Regions from separate parts of the Mus musculus genome. Here regions 2 and 3 are each linked to region 1. Evidence: chromatin loops called from intact Hi-C (ENCODE). Cell type or tissue: heart. All regions are shown on one strand.

Region 1 (5,000 bases):
GTGGTACACAGACAGACATGGTGCTGGAGAAAAAGCCAAGAGTTCTATATCTGGATCAGCAGGCCAGAGGAAATGAGTACCACACTAGGCCTGGCTTTGAGCATCTTAAACCTTAGAGCCTGTCCCCAGTGACACATTTCCTCCAACAAGGCCACACTTCCTAATAGTGCTCCTTACTCCCTACGAGCCTATGGGTCCCATTTTCTTTCAAATCAATGCTCATTAATCCTCTCTTTTCTTTCTTTCTCTCTCTTTCTTTCTTTCTTTCTTTCTTTCTTTCTTTCTTTCTTTCTTTCTTTCTTTCTTTCTTTCTTTGATACAGGGTCTATGTACTCCAGGTTGTACTGAAACTTGCTATGTAGCCCAGGCTGGCCTCAAACTCATAGAAATCCCTTTACCTTTGCCTCATGTGTGCTAGGATTAAAGGTGAACTCTAACATGCCCAATGATGCAACATTCTTAATGGACCAGTCAGGCCTGAAACACCCACATTTGACACAATGGAAAAAAGGGATTACTGTTCTAGTTATTATTAACTGTGAAGTCGACACTGCCTAGAGGTGTCAAAAAAAAGAAAGAAAAAGAAAAGAAAAGAAGGTCTCAACTGAGTAATGAGCTGTATAAAGTTGGCCTGTGAGCAGGTATATGAGAGCTTGTCCTCATTATCTTAATTGATACAGAAGAGCTCAGCCCATTGTGGGTGGCAACATCCCTGGGCTGAACAAGGAAGCTAGATGAGCATGGCTGGAACATCTTTCCTCCCTGGGCCTTCCCTCCAGGTTCCTTCATGCCCTGACTTCATTCAAAGATGGTTGTGATCTAGACATATAAGCTAAACACACCTATTCTTCCCTAGGCTGATGTTGGTCAGAGTGTTTTTATCACAGCAACAGAAAGGAAACTAGGACATGTATGTTTAAGGAGAAGTTAGAATAAGGCGGCTCTCTGCTCCTCCCTGTTCCAGAGACAGCCGCATCTTCTTGTGCAGTGCCAGCTTCGTCCCGTAGACAAAATGGTGAAGGTCGGTGTGAACGGATTTGGCCGTATTGGGCGCCTGGTCACCAGGGCTGCCATCTGCAGTGGCAAAGTGGAGATTGTTGCCATCAACGACCCCTTCATTGACCTCAACTACATGGTCTACATGTTCCAGTATGACTCCACTCACGGCAAATTCAATGGCACAGTCAAGGCCGAGAATGGGAAGCTTGTCATCAACGGGAAGCCCATCACCATCTTCCAGGAGCGAGACCCCACTAACATCAAATGGGGTGAGGCCGGTGCTGAGTATGTCGTGGAGTCTACTGGTGTCTTCACCACCATGGAGAAGGCCGGGGCCCACTTGAAGGGTGGAGCCAAAAGGGTCATCATCTCCGCCCCTTCTGCCGATGACCCCATGTTTGTGATGGGTGTGAACCACGAGAAATATGACAACTCACTCAAGATTGTCAGCAATGCATCCTGCACCACCAACTGCTTAGCCCCCCTGGCCAAGGTCATCCATGACAACTTTGGCATTGTGGAAGGGCTCATGACCACGGTCCATGCCATCACTGCCACCCAGAAGACTGTGGATGGCCCCTCTGGAAAGCTGTGGCGTGATGGTCGTGGGGCTGCTCAGAACATCATCCCTGCAATCCACTGGTGCTGCCAAGGCTGTGGGCAAGGTCATCCCAGAGCTGAACGGGAAGCTCACTGGCATGGCCTTCCGTGTTCCTACCCCCAATGTGTCCGTTGTGGATCTGACGTGCCGCCTGGAGAAACCTGTATGTATGGGGAGAGCTGGGCTTGTCTCTGGTGTGACAGTGACTTGGGACAAGGATAGTCATCTTGGGGTTTGTTCTTATCAGGCCAAGTATGATGACATCAAGTAGGTGGTGAAGCAGGCATCTGAGGGCCCACTGAAAGGCATCTTGGGCTACACTGAGGACCAGGTTGTCTCCTGCGACTTCAACAGCAACTCCCACTCTTCCACCTTCGATGCCGGGGCTGGCATTGCTCTCAATGACAACTTTGTCAAGCTCATTTCCTGGTATGACAATGAATACGGCTACAGCAACAGGGTGGTGGACCTCATGGCCTACATGGCCTCCAAGGAGTAAGAAACCCTGGACCACCCACCCCAGCAAGGACACTGAGCAAGAGAGAGGCCCTATCCCAACTCGGCCCCCAACACTGAGCATCTCCCTCACAATTTCCATCTCAGACCCCATAATAACAGGAGGGGCCTAGGGAGCCCTCCCTACTCTCTTGAATACCATCAATAAAGTTCGCTGCACCCCCCAAAAAAAAAAAGAATAAGGCGAAAGTGAAATAGGTTATTAGGTTTCTTTGCACGTTCAAAAAGATAGAACTGACTTACTCTCTCTTTGAAATAATTCTTCCATACCAACTACATTATATAGCATATATTTAAACATATCCAGATAAACAATATCGAGGTTCAAAAACAAGTTTTCAAGTACATCTGTTTTTCTTCAGAGCTGGGACTGAATCCAGGACCTCACTGATGGGGAGCCAGCACTCTGCCAACCTACAATACCAGTAACCACAAAAAACCTTCCAATCACGAAAATGAAAAGATAAAAACAAAATATCAATTCTAGTGGAGGGTAAAGCACGCACTTCAAAGCAGAACATGATTATGATCAGCTGCTTCTAGCTGGTAATCTTCAAAGTAAAAACTTTGGCCCAACAAATCTTTGAGTCTCACTTTCACCTAGCTAGGGCACAGCGCGCCCCCTACTGGGAGTTCCTGACTGAATTAAAAAGCTCACTTTTAATATATACTTGAGGAGTTTAACACCAATGTTTGAAACTTTAAGGGATTTTACAACTCATCGTCGTACAGTTATTTGTTTCTTGTGCCCATAAAGTTCATTTTCAACATTTTCCATCAGAACCATCCTAGCCTCGCAACAAACGTCAGGGCTCTCATATCTCTCTGCTTTTCCACTACCTCTCCCATGATGCCTTCCATTCCCTCCCACCCTAGGTGAGTCTCGACCTGGATGCTGAGAATAAAACCCAGGTCCTCTGCAAGGTTCTTTTAACCACGGAGTCAACTCTCCATCCACCTCCCACACTAGGACCCGCACCTTCCAAATCCCACTGAGGGACTTCAACTATGACCCCCTGAGCCCCCGCGAGTTTCCGTAGCTCGGCTGGGTGGGTGGGAATGTGGTGTGCTCCGGAGGTATAGATCGCTTTGGTCTGCGCCTGCCCGGAGGAGTCGGGAAACAGCAGCCACAGCTCCTACCTTCCCAGCCATGGTCTAGAACGACTAGCTTGGGCACTGGCCACAGACAGAGTCTGGCAGTTCTAAACTCCACCCCAAGCTGACCACTGAATCCCTGGGCTCTGCCTCTCACACTTTGTTAAGTTTATCCTTCAGTTATTGCACCACTCTCGAGCAACAAGCACCGCCCACAGACTGGTGCCTCAGGCCCGGGCTCCGCCTCTTGCCTGCCTACGTTCCGCCCTCGTCCTGTTGCTCCCCACCGGGCTCCGCCTCTCGCGCACCAAGCCCCGCCCTCAGTCTATTTCTCCACATCCGGGCTCTGCCCTCTGGACCCCTGAGCTCCGCCCTCAGCCGCTGGCGTCACACCGAGGCCCCGCCTCCCACGTGCCAGCGCTCCTCTCCCAGCGCTCACCGGTCCTTCCAGCAGTCCTCAGGTTGCACGCGACCGGCAGTGAGCTTCCACTGGGTAGGGGTGGGAAGCCGGTGGCTCCGGGCAGCGGTGATAACCCAGCAAGGAAGCAGAGTCGCATTTCGGAGCGTCCACTCGTAACGCGGCCTCTCGCACACGGAGCTCGTAGTCCAGGGGAGAGGAGGCCAGGGCGGCCCTGGAGAGGTTGTAGGTGCAGCGGATCGGCCGTAGAGACCCCGTCGGACTCAGGAAGGCACTGTCAGCCGCTCGGAGCGGAACCCCTTTCCCAGACAGTAGAGTCACCCCTCCCCCTCCGGGGACCGTTACTGGTCGCCTCCTGAAGGATCAATCTGGGATTGTCCGCTAAAGTGGCCTTAGGCACCGTTAGTCTAGGGCTCGCTGGCTTGTGGCCTCAGAAGGTAATGCTCTGGGGTACCACTTTTATGTAGGGATTGTGCCCGGGGCTGGGGCATGGGCGGGAGCTAACGTCCACAGGCAGTGCCAGCAATATGCCAAATGCACCAAGCACCAAGGCAAAGCCACAAGGCTGTAGATGTCTTCTTTCAGGCAACCCAGTTTTGTGCTAAACCTCAATAGACTTTCTTTTGTCAGGACCATGGCAAAGAGTGGAACACCAGCTATTCAGGATGTAGATGAAAGTCGCTCCCCAAAACTAAGAGTGGTGTGAATTATATTTAGTCCCTGCCTCCAAGGGTTTATTAAGATAATTTAAAATGCCTTTGAGATGACAAAAGTTAAGACTCATCATTTTACTTAGATTTGCCTCCTATGGTTATAATTTTAGGCTCCTTCATAAATCCTACTAACATTTTACTATATATTATTTTTTCATTCATCAATTTCATTTCATCCTCCATTCCCTTCAGTACCACAACAGGACTACTTAATCCTTAGAGGATGTACAGCCAAACAAGGTGACTAGCCATCGGCCAGGAGAGCTTATTAAAAGATTTCATTTCTTGGGCATCCAGGTAACTTATCCACAAAAACTCATTGGTTTTTTAAAAAAAATTATTTATGTGTTTTGGTGTTATGACATATATATGTATGTATGAACCCTTGGAACCCTGAAACAGGAGTTACAGACATGAGCTGCCATGTGGGTGATGGGAATTGAACCCAGGTCCTCTGGAAGAAAAGCCAGTGTTCTTGAGTCATCCTGTTCTGGGATTATTTTTCAAGACATTTCTCATCTGTGCCTTAAAGACTAATAGAACTGTAACTTTTAAGTGTATCTTAAAGGGCATTTTTTTTTTCCTGGAAGAAAGGTTTATTGCATAAGGAAATCAATAGTGTGAAGGTAATTAAAATATTTTTAATTTATGCAAAAGT
Region 2 (5,000 bases), 160 kb before region 1:
GTGAGCAGAGTGTGGTGGTGCACACCTTTAATTCCAGCACCCAGGAGGCAGAGGCAGGCAGATCTCTGAATTCCAGGCCAGCCAGGTCTACATTGCCAGCCCCAGGCTAGCCAAGGCTACATAACAAGACTCTATCTCAAAGATTAATAAAAATAGGCAAAGGCTGAGCAGAAACGAGCCAAAACCTGACTTCGATTTTGTTTGGGTAAGAGATTATATAGCTAAAACTGAGATGGGATGTGGCCCTATTTCCTATTTCATGGATTGTGGATTGATTGACTAAAAGCAAACTGAGCCGGAGAATTCACCTGCTTCCTGTCTGCTAAGGTGATGTGCCCAGCTGCTGTCAAGTTCCCGCTGCTGAGACTCCTCAACACTGTACCCTGGATCTGTGAGCCAGAGCAGGCCCTTCTTTCCTTAACTTGCCTTCCCAGTGGGGCCAGCCTGTGATCCCATCATGTGGGAGGTGGAGACTACATAGTGCATTTGAAGCCAGGGGAGGCTATGCGAGACCCTGTCTCACAAAAGCCAAAATAATTCTATGAGGGCTGGTCTATAGCCAAGAGGTACAGTTACTGCCTAATGTGCTGAGGCCTGAGGTTCAGTCTGAAAGCCAAAAAGAATATATTCAAAACCATGCAAAGTCGGGATTGCTGGATGCTAAGTACATGCGACTTAATCCGTAACTCGGTTGACATCTCCTTATATGCTAGAGAATCTGGGCTGTTCTTTTTGTTGTTGTTGTGTTGTTGTTTGTCTTTTAACAAAACCTAGATGTGATTACAAACTTCTATTTGAAAACCTAGTGGTTACTCAACCCAACCCCACAGTCATGTGGCCTCACCTGGTTTTCAGACCCAATGTTGACACTATGTCTAATATTTTTTGTCATTCATTCTTTAAAATGTTTTTTAAATAGGGTCTCACTTTGTATCCCCTTACTGTCGTGGAACTCACTGTATAGACCAGGTTGACCTCCAACTCAGAGAAATCTGCCTGCCTCCTGAATGCTGGGATTTAAGATGGATGTTACCACCCCTAGCCTCTTTTTCTTTTTTCTTTTGTTAGCTAGATAGGCACAGCCTCACAGATAGTGACATTGTGTGTGAGGACGAATGCATTTGAGGGGACACATGCCACACATATAGATGTCAAAGGATGTCTTTTGGGAATTGGTTTCGGCCTTCCACATTTTTGTGAGTTCTGGAGATCAAACTTAAGCCCTTGGCTTTGTTTTTTTGTTTGTTTGTTTGTTTGGTTTGGTTTGGGTTTTCGAGACAGAGTTTCTCTGTGTAGCCCTGGCTGTCCTGGAACTCACTCTGTAGACCAGGCTGGCCTTGAACTCAGAAATCCGCCTGCCTCTGCCTCTGCCTCTGCCTTTGCCTCCCAAGTGCTGGGATTAAAGGCGTGCGCCACCAACTGCCCAGCAAGCCCTTGGTTTTTGAGGCATGTTCTTTACTGCTGAGCTACCTTTCCTACTCTGTCTACAGTGAGCTTGTAATTCTCTGAATTCACAAGACAGCTGTTTGGTTATTTAAGGTTTCATGTAACTCAGGATGGTCTCTCTAGCCACAGGCAACCTTGAGCTTGGCATTCTCCTGCCTCCCCTCCTACGGGCTGAGGTCCTGGGCACGCTCCACCATATCCTACTTGGTTTGGCTTTTGAGAGGTTTTATGTGTAGCCCAAGCGTGACTTGAACTCCTGATCTCTTGCCTCAGTTGGGCTAATGAGCATGTGCCCCATGTTCAGCTGTAGCCATCTTTGCATGTGGTGCCTGCCCCTCAGCCTCCAGTGACCTTCCTGCTTTCTGCTTCTCCCAGCTCTCCTTCTACAGAAAGCCTTCTCTGACGTGAACCGTACTATACTGAGATGTGGCTGTTTCCTTCTAGTCAGCTCTCTCTTCTCCTTCCTTTCCTTCTTCCTTGCCATTGTCCCCTCTTTTGCAGTTCTGGGGACTGAAACCTAAGGCTTTGTGCATGTTAGGCAAGTGCTGTACCACTGTGCCTCAAAAATGGGGACCTCTGTATCATTGCAGGAACTTAGTACTCAGTACTGTGACTAAGTACTTGCTCATCTTTAATTCCTGGCATTTAGCATGGCACAATAACATGAGTTCAGCAGGTGCTCATTGAGTGAGTTTCCTTGAATATATATATGAATAAGATAATGTTTCTCATGGTGGTATAGGAAGCTGTTTTCAGCCGGGCAGTGGTGGCACATGCCAGCACTTGGGAGTCAGAGGCAGGTGGATTTCTGAGTTCCAGGCCAGCCTGCTTGGTCCATAGAGCGAGTTCCAGGACAGCCAGTGCTATACAGAGAAACCCTGTCTTGAAAAACCAAAAAAAAAAAAAAAAAAAAAGAGAGAGAGAAAAGGAAGCTGTTTTCTTTACAACCTGAGTCTGATTGGTAATTTCTGGTAGCCTTGTTAGCCTGATGTCATGAAGAATTGGGGGGAGGGTGTCACCCACATGATTTTCCCCCTCTCTCCTTTTTGTTTCTTCTTTCCAGGCATGGTTTGCAACTGGATCCTGACCCAGACCAGGAAGGCAACCTGCATCATGTGGTTACCAACTGCTCTTCATTTACCTATTGATGCCTCCCAAAAAGAGACGCAGACAGTCCCAGAAAGCCCAGCTGCTGTTTCACCAACAGCCACTGGAGGGCCCCAAACACCACTATGAATCTTGCCAGCAGCCCATTACCCACACTGTTCAGGTGCCCAGCAAGCCCATTGATCAGAGCACCGTCACTTCCTGGGTAGGTCCTGGCAATTCTTTGACCTTTACTGTGTTAGGGTTTTCAGAATACTGACTCTGAATCCTTTTGGAGCAGGGCCAGGGAAATAGTTACTGTTCCTGACTGTGGTATTGTCTTAGATATCCTCTTTTCTTCCTTCACACCAAAATATGCATTATATGGTATTGGAGTCTCCTCTGCCAGGTTCCCCTGAAGAGTTCTGATTGAACACTTAACTACCCAGTAGCGGGGTGAAGAAGCAAGAAAGGTGACCAACATGAAAGATTATTTCTTGCATTTTATATGACAAGTACTAGGTATTCTATGAGTTACTGAACCTTAGTGGAGAAAACTCCTTCCACAATGTCATGCTAATCCATGCAAATCCAGCACTGGGAGGCTGCAGCAGAAGGATCTCCAGGTAAAGGCCAGCCTGGTCTTCATGGTGAAACTGTCTACAAAAGAAATCCGTAAGCATTGAGTGAATAAACACGGGCATTAGATCCCAACAGTCACTTCCATGGGGCTGCCGTTCATTATTCACTGAAGACCTTCCTGCCAGGCCCTCCCTCAGCCAGGCGTTGTTGACAGTCAGTCTGTCCCTGCCCTCCTGAGGATCCTTCCGACCTGTTCTCAGGAAGTTTAAGGACGGGGAGTTAAACAAGCTATAGCAGTGTAGTGGTGATGAGAGAGGCCTTGTCTCCTCTCTTCCTCGGGCGCACCCTGAAGGGCAGAGCGATTGGATAGCTGGCCCAGGTCTCTTGCCTTCTTGTCATACCACATAGCTGGATGGGTGTCTGTCCTGTATTGTAGCGAGTCCTCACAATTCTGGACAAAAATAAAGGATCAGACACATTTACTCTAGCTGCTTTGCAGCTGGCTCGCCACCACCACCATCCTTTTTTTTTTTTTTTTTTTTTTTTTTATGCACAGGTGTCACCCCAGTTTGATAGAGCAGCGGAAAGCCGGTTTCTGATACACCGGAAGCCTCACCGAGACCAGGCAAGGCGCCCAACTCGGAGATCTACCTGCAAGTTTCCACGTCTAACCTTTGAGAGTCCACAGTCTTCCAGTTCAGAGACGTTGTTGCTATCCAACCGAGTGCAGCCCCAGAACTCAGAAAAGGACCCACCCAGAAGGCCTTTAGTGCCATTGTTCAGTCCCCAGAGCTGTGGAGAACTGTCAGTGCATGTACCTCACAGTTTACCTCATGTGTTCGCACCCCCTGACATCCAGACCCCAGACTCTTCTGTAAGAGACGATCCCATTTCCCCAGACCAGAAGGAAAACAGTTTTCCAAGCTGCATCCTTGGCCCTGGGACTCCCAGCAGCCCAGAGCCGGGGCCTGTTCTGGTCAAGGACACCCCTGAGGAGAAGTATGGGATTAAGGTCACGTGGAGACGCAGAAGGCACCTGTTTGCCTACCTTAAGGAGAAGGGGAAGCTGGATGGAAGCCAGTTCCTTGTGAAGATCTGACAGGACCGCAGAGCTTCAGTTCTTCCCGGAGCTGCTGTGGGGAGGTTTCGCAAGTCATCCTGGTTTGAAAGGATGAAAGGGGACGAACAGCAATAGGAAGACCACTTAGCCAGAGTCGGAGTTCGGTTTCTAGGGTTCCGCCTCGCACCAGGAACCGTTGAATTTAGTGTCATGAACTGTTGGTATTTTTCTCACATTAACTGTTTAGACCTCTGACGTTTCTTGTACTGTTCACAGCGTTTGTAAATAAATGGCTGCCGAGTTTTTAGAGAACCCAGCCGTTGTCAGTAATGCAGCCTCGTGCCCATCTATAAAAGGTCTATGCTTATTAGTCTTCTGCCTCGAACTAATTCATCTCACGCTGTTGGTACCGAGTGTGAGGCTCAGCGACTGGAGAAAATCAAGAGAGAGCTCTGGTTTTTAATGGTTGACAGCCTTGGCTCAAAGGGTCCCAAGCCAGGCCTGTGTTGGTGAATACGATGGGGTCAGAGAGCTAGGGGACGGATGAGTACTTTAGGTTTGTGTTTTGAGATGTGTTTACAGTGGAAGAAATATGACGCTATCACATGTGGTGGAGAAATGGATTCCTATCAGTAACTTATCCTATGTGTACATAAAGTGGAAGCTCACACTCTAGTGTGGGTAGTGTGGATGTGCCTGTCTCAGTGGTCCTCTTACTCATTCAAATAGCATCTCTTTCAACCCTACTCATTTAGCACTAGCCCTTTCTAGACCAAGCAGAGCTTATGAGTGAAGATTTGTAGCACACACACACACACACACACAA
Region 3 (5,000 bases), 210 kb before region 1:
TGCAAGGAATGGTGGACTGAGAATTCAGTGTGTGAGGTGTGTGGTGTGAACCAGGTCAGAGCCACTGGGCACCCAGCAGAAAGCAGATTGACTGAAGAGGGGATGGTAGCAGACAGGCATTCATGAACCGTAGAACTCCTGTCCCTGTCAGAGCTGGAGGGTAATTCTGAGAAGCCCTGCCTTTGTCTCCCCTGTTCCTAGTGGCAGAGTCTGTCTCCCTCCCTCCCTCCCTCCCTCCCTCTTTTCCATTCCTCCCTCCCTCCCTCCCCCCCCCCCTCCCTCCCTCCCTCCCTTCCTTCCTTCCTGCTTTGTTCCCACTAAGACTCTGTTCTCTGGTGCAGGTAGACAGTCTCTCTGTGACCCCAGGGCCTCTGGGTGTGCCTGAGTTGGTTGTGTCGCAGCCAGGGTGTGCTTATGCAGTTCTGCTGTGCACCTGGAACAAGGACACTGGCTCCCCTCCTGCCTCTGAGGAGGCCACAGGAGACAGTAGGTAAGGGAATGGGTGGCTGGTACATCAGTATAAGGACATGGTGGTGAGACAGATCTGCAGGTGCCAGGGCTCCACCATCTAAGTCCCCAGCCCAGCCCATTAGAAAAGGCTGTTTAGGGACAGGAGTCCTGGGCCTTTAACCTTAAAGCATGCGAGCATCTTGAACCATTCAGTCAGGTCTCAGGACTCCTTCTGGCAGCCCCATCCATTTGCTCCATGGATCTGAAAGAGTCAGGGGTGGGCTTCTGGAGTTGGGGAAGCTCCTGCAGAGAGGAACTCGGCTCCCTTGGCTTTCTGTTGGCCTAGTCTCTCTTTCACCCACAGGGAGACCCCAGCTGCCCGAGATGTAGTCCTGCACCAGACATCTGGCCGGATCCACAACAAGAACGTCTCCACTCACCTAATTGGCAACATCAGACAAGGTAAAGGAGGGAAGGAGCTGAGGGAACCAGGCAGTGCTGGGAGAAAGGAGACCCAGGACCTGCCCTCATTCCTGCCTCCATTCCCCACGTAGGTCATAACCCTGAAGGTGGTAACGCAGGCCTCTTCGCCCTGTGCACCCTGGATGGTGAGTAGTCCTAGGCTGGGTGAGGTGGGGATCTGCCTGAGGGGTCTGCACACACGCACACTCACACATTGACAAACACATACACTCACATACTCCTGTACACTCACACGCACACTCACAGCTACATTTACATACACACACACACACCTCGCCTCTCCTCCTCTAGGGACACTGAAGCTGATGCAGGAAGCAGACAAGTTGCTGTGGTCTGTGCAGGTGGATCACCAGCTTTTTGCCCTAGAGAAGCTGGATGTCACGGTGAGTGGACTTCTGCCATTTTCTGAGATTCATTTGTTTAATTATGTTCATGTATATGGATGTTTTGCCTGCATATATGTCTGTGTGCCACGTGTGTGCCTAGTACCCATGGAAGCCAGAAGAGACCATCAGACCCCCTAGAAGTGGATTTACAGATAGTTGTTAGCCACCTTGTGGGTGCCAGGTGCTCTGGGAGAAAAGCTAGTGTTCTTAATCGCTGAGCCATCATTCCAGCCCACCCCAGGAGCAGACATTTAAATCAGCTCTTCTCACATCCCAGTGAACACTGAGCCTTTTCCTCAGACCTGAGGTGAGTGTGTCTGTCACGCTCAAGTGTGCCCTCATAGCACACAATTTAGTTCTTCTCTATGAGTCTACTAGAAAATCATTTTCAGGCCTGTCAGCCCAAATAGCAGCGCTAACAGAGAACAGGCACTAGGTCTAGCCGTGGGTTATTAGTCATGAATACAGATGCGTGGTCTGTTTTGGTCTGTGCTGCTTCTCCTTGTCCATGAGTCTGTGTGATATCACTGTGGCCCCTCATTTGCCAGATGGGCCCACACTGATTATACTACCACGGGGGCAAGCCGGGTGGCTTTGACCAGAACAGACCTGTACTTGGGTTGTGATCCTGACACGTGACTTTATCCCTCTTAGCAGAAATTTCCCAGATAAAACTGAGAATAATGTTGACATCATCATAGTGTTGCTTTGAATATTAGGCAGAGTAAGTCAGTGATTGCCTGTTGCCCCCTTGGCACATGGAGAAATACCCTAATTTATAGTTTGCCACCCAGAGTCAAGTTCATGGTCCTTTATGTCTCTCCTGATGGCTTCCACTCCACCATCAGATCTTTTTTCTCGTTTCTTTTCTTTTCTGACACAGCATCTTGCTATGAGCTGTGTAGCACAAGCTGGCTTCTGCCTCTGGCCTCTGCAGCACTCATTACAGGCGTATGACACTACATCTGACTAGTCTCTTATGAAAATGGCATCCTGTCTTTGACCTTTTTCAGGGCAATGGGCTTGAGGAGGTGGTAGCTTGTGCCTGGGATGGACAGACATATATCATCGATCACAACCGCACCGTTGTGCGCTTCCAAGTGGATGAAAATATCCGTGCCTTCTGTGCAGGTGGGATGGTGGCCTCTAACTAAGCTCAGCTACTCCAGCTTAGTAAATGTGCCAGAAAGTGGTTGACTCACTCCTGTTCAATGTCGCCCTTGAAAGATGTCTTCATGCCTGAATGGGCTCCTTAGCTGTCACTAGTGGTCATGGGTGGGTGCCATGCTGCCCTCTTGACAGTTTGTTAGGAGGAAATTTTTATTTATTCTTACCTGTATGAGTGTTTGCCTGGATGTATGTCTATGTGCCGTGTCTGTGCAGTACCCACAGAGGCCAGAAGAGGGCACCATATCCCAAGACTAGAATTACAGACAATGGCTAGCTACCATGTAGATGTTAGTTAGGAATTGAACCCCAATCTATGGAAGAGCAGCCAGTGTACAGAGCCATCTCTCCAGCTCTAGCATGGTAGTTTGGAATACGAAGTAAAGCACAGTGTGGCCTCCATCTTTAAATACATAGAGGATGGGATGACTGGGAAAACATTTCCACCCGAGCATGCCAAGCTGAGGAAAACACTTCCAGGGTATTCCCCACAGTCCTCAGCTGCGGACTTTGAAAAGCAGCAGTGGCTATTTGGGTGTATCTGGCCACTAAAGTGACAATGGGCTGAGGGTGTTACTCGGTGGTAGAGCTGGCATGTACAAAGCTGTGGGCTCGGACTCCAGGACCCCACAATAAATGGAAGGAGTTGGAAAACACGCAGTTACCTGAAAGGTTGATGTGTGCCTTGGAAGAAAGGAACAGGCCTTCCTCTCTGACATCCTGTTACCTACCCCTTGCATTCGCACAGCTGCCTCTTTTATTCCAGATCACTAAGATGAGAAGACTTTGATGTCTTGTTCCTGTCCTCCTCCTGACACCAGGACTAAGCCTTGGTCTTTCTCTTCTTGCCCCCATCTCCCAGGCCAGTACGCCTGCAAAGAGGGCCGCAACAGTCCCTGCTTGGTATATGTCACCTTCAATCAGAAGATCTACGTGTACTGGGAGGTGCAGCTGGAGCGCATGGAGTCCACTAACCTTCTGAAGCTGCTGGAGGCTGAGCCCGAGTACCACCGCCTACTGCAGGAGCTGCGTGTGGGTGAGTGTCAACAGAGCCAGCGGGCCTGCGCCTGGGCGCCTGACGGCCTCTCACCAGTCTCTGCTTGGCCTGCAGATCCTGAAGATCTCCCTGCAGTCTGTACCCTGCTTCATCAGACTCTCTACCATCCGGACCAGCCACTACAGTGTACCCCCTCAAGCTTCCAGGACCCCACCTAGCTGGGCTCGACCACTTAGCTGGTGAAGGATCCTTCCGAGCCCCCAACCCTACCCCAGAGCGATCCATGACCTTGGAGGATGGGGAGTGTGTATTACAGAGGAAGGAGCAGAACTGGGTTCTCAGAGAGGATGGATGTGCCCCCCCCCCCCCCCCGAGAGCCTGTGATGAAGAGATCCATCGGTTGCCCCTCTGCTCGTGGCTCCTTCTCATGCTCCCTGCTCTCACTGCAGGAAACCGACTTGTGTGTGAGACAAGGCAGCAAACCTTTGCTATGTTCCAACACCTGAAAGGCTTCAGGCCTGAGGAACTGAGGGAGCATGGGGTGAGCCCCCCTCCCCCTGCTGAGTGCCGATTTTCACAGCATAGCTCCAGGCAGCTGACACTCGCAGTTATTGCAGGAATGAACGGCAGAGTATTTATTCTTTTAGGGTATTTTCCTGTCTCATCTTCCTGTGTTCTTCCATTTACTGAAGCAACTAGGTCAGGGCTTTCTCATTTTGTCATCATCTCTCTCTGGTTTTGTTTTTGTTTGTTGGTTTTGTTTTGTATGTCTCTGTGTGCAAAGGAGGAACCAGGGGTGTTCACACACCAGCCAAGTGCTCTGCCATTCAGCTGTATCCAGCACTGCCGTTCTCTAAAGTACCGTGCTGCTTGAGAGCCTCACCCACCTGCTTCCCAAACATGACTGCCTGTCGGAAACTAGATGCTCACAGTTTGTCTTACATGATGGTGCACCAGTGTACTCCCAGTTCTTGAGAGAAAGATCATGAGTCCAAAGCCAGCCAAGGCTCCATAGCAAGTTTGAGACCAGCGTGGGTCACATTTGGAGATCTGATCTCAAATAAAACAAAAAGGCGTTAACAATCTGATGCAGCTCTCCAATCTGGACTATAAGTGAGGCAGGCAGCTGGATCTCTGAGTTCAAGGTAGGTGGGTCTGTGTAGTTTCAGACCAACCATAGTGCGCGCACACCTGTGTGTGTATGTGTGTGTGTGTTGACTGTATTTATGACTGTGTAAGGGTGTCGAAGGCCTGGAACTGGGGTTACAGACAGACAGGTGTGATGCTGGGTGTTAAGTCTCAGATTCAGGCTCTCATGCTTGCATGGCAAATGCTCCAACCCACTAAGCTGTCTCCCCAGCCCTCGGGGCTTTTGAACTAAATGAATAGAGTAAAGGAACATGGAGAATGTCAGAGTCCAGGATTTACCTCACAGCGGAGGTAACACTTACTTATTACAACTGCTTGTATATCTGTACAGCACAACAGTGTAGAGTGTACTTCACAGGCCTGTGTTC

What was found. Hi-C counts contacts between places; a loop is a spot of excess contacts. Peaks named below come from ENCODE experiments on the same cell type or tissue, not always from the same donor. Only the 100,000 strongest peaks of a DNase experiment are listed, where the experiment ranks them.
Region 2: it touches region 1 in a loop (2.8-fold over the local background); 5 of 42 quality-filtered maps call a loop at or near these places.
Region 3: it touches region 1 in a loop (2.1-fold over the local background); 3 of 42 quality-filtered maps call a loop at or near these places.

The regions. Positions count from the first base shown.
Region 1 is chr6:128,199,246-128,204,245 of GRCm38, reverse strand. It overlaps the pseudogene Gm4691. Among named protein-coding and RNA genes, the nearest start is that of 9330102E08Rik, 18 kb to the right of the region's middle. In heart, a CTCF peak has its summit at 2,744 (motif pointing left); DNase peaks (open chromatin) are centred at 2,735 and 3,515; H3K4me3 peaks cover 1,664 bases; H3K27ac peaks cover 1,316 bases.
Region 2 is chr6:128,356,864-128,361,863 of GRCm38, reverse strand. It overlaps Rhno1 (RAD9-HUS1-RAD1 interacting nuclear orphan 1), which reads left to right. Exons shown (of 3, transcript NM_001326585.1): 2 at 2,510-2,758; 3 at 3,671-4,864. The coding sequence starts at 2,594. The coding sequence ends at 4,213. Among named protein-coding and RNA genes, the nearest start is that of Tulp3, 3.5 kb to the right of the region's middle. In heart, a CTCF peak has its summit at 2,650 (motif pointing right); a DNase peak (open chromatin) is centred at 2,657; H3K4me3 peaks cover 635 bases; H3K27ac peaks cover 555 bases.
Region 3 is chr6:128,409,015-128,414,014 of GRCm38, reverse strand. It overlaps Itfg2 (integrin alpha FG-GAP repeat containing 2), which reads left to right. Exons shown (of 12, transcript NM_133927.1): 6 at 342-490; 7 at 815-912; 8 at 1,005-1,058; 9 at 1,225-1,316; 10 at 2,333-2,450; 11 at 3,349-3,522; 12 at 3,598-4,571. The coding sequence ends at 3,701. It also overlaps a transcript of Nrip2 not described here. Among named protein-coding and RNA genes, the nearest start is that of Nrip2, 12 kb to the right of the region's middle. In heart, no CTCF peak of the experiment used is centred here; a DNase peak (open chromatin) is centred at 2,704.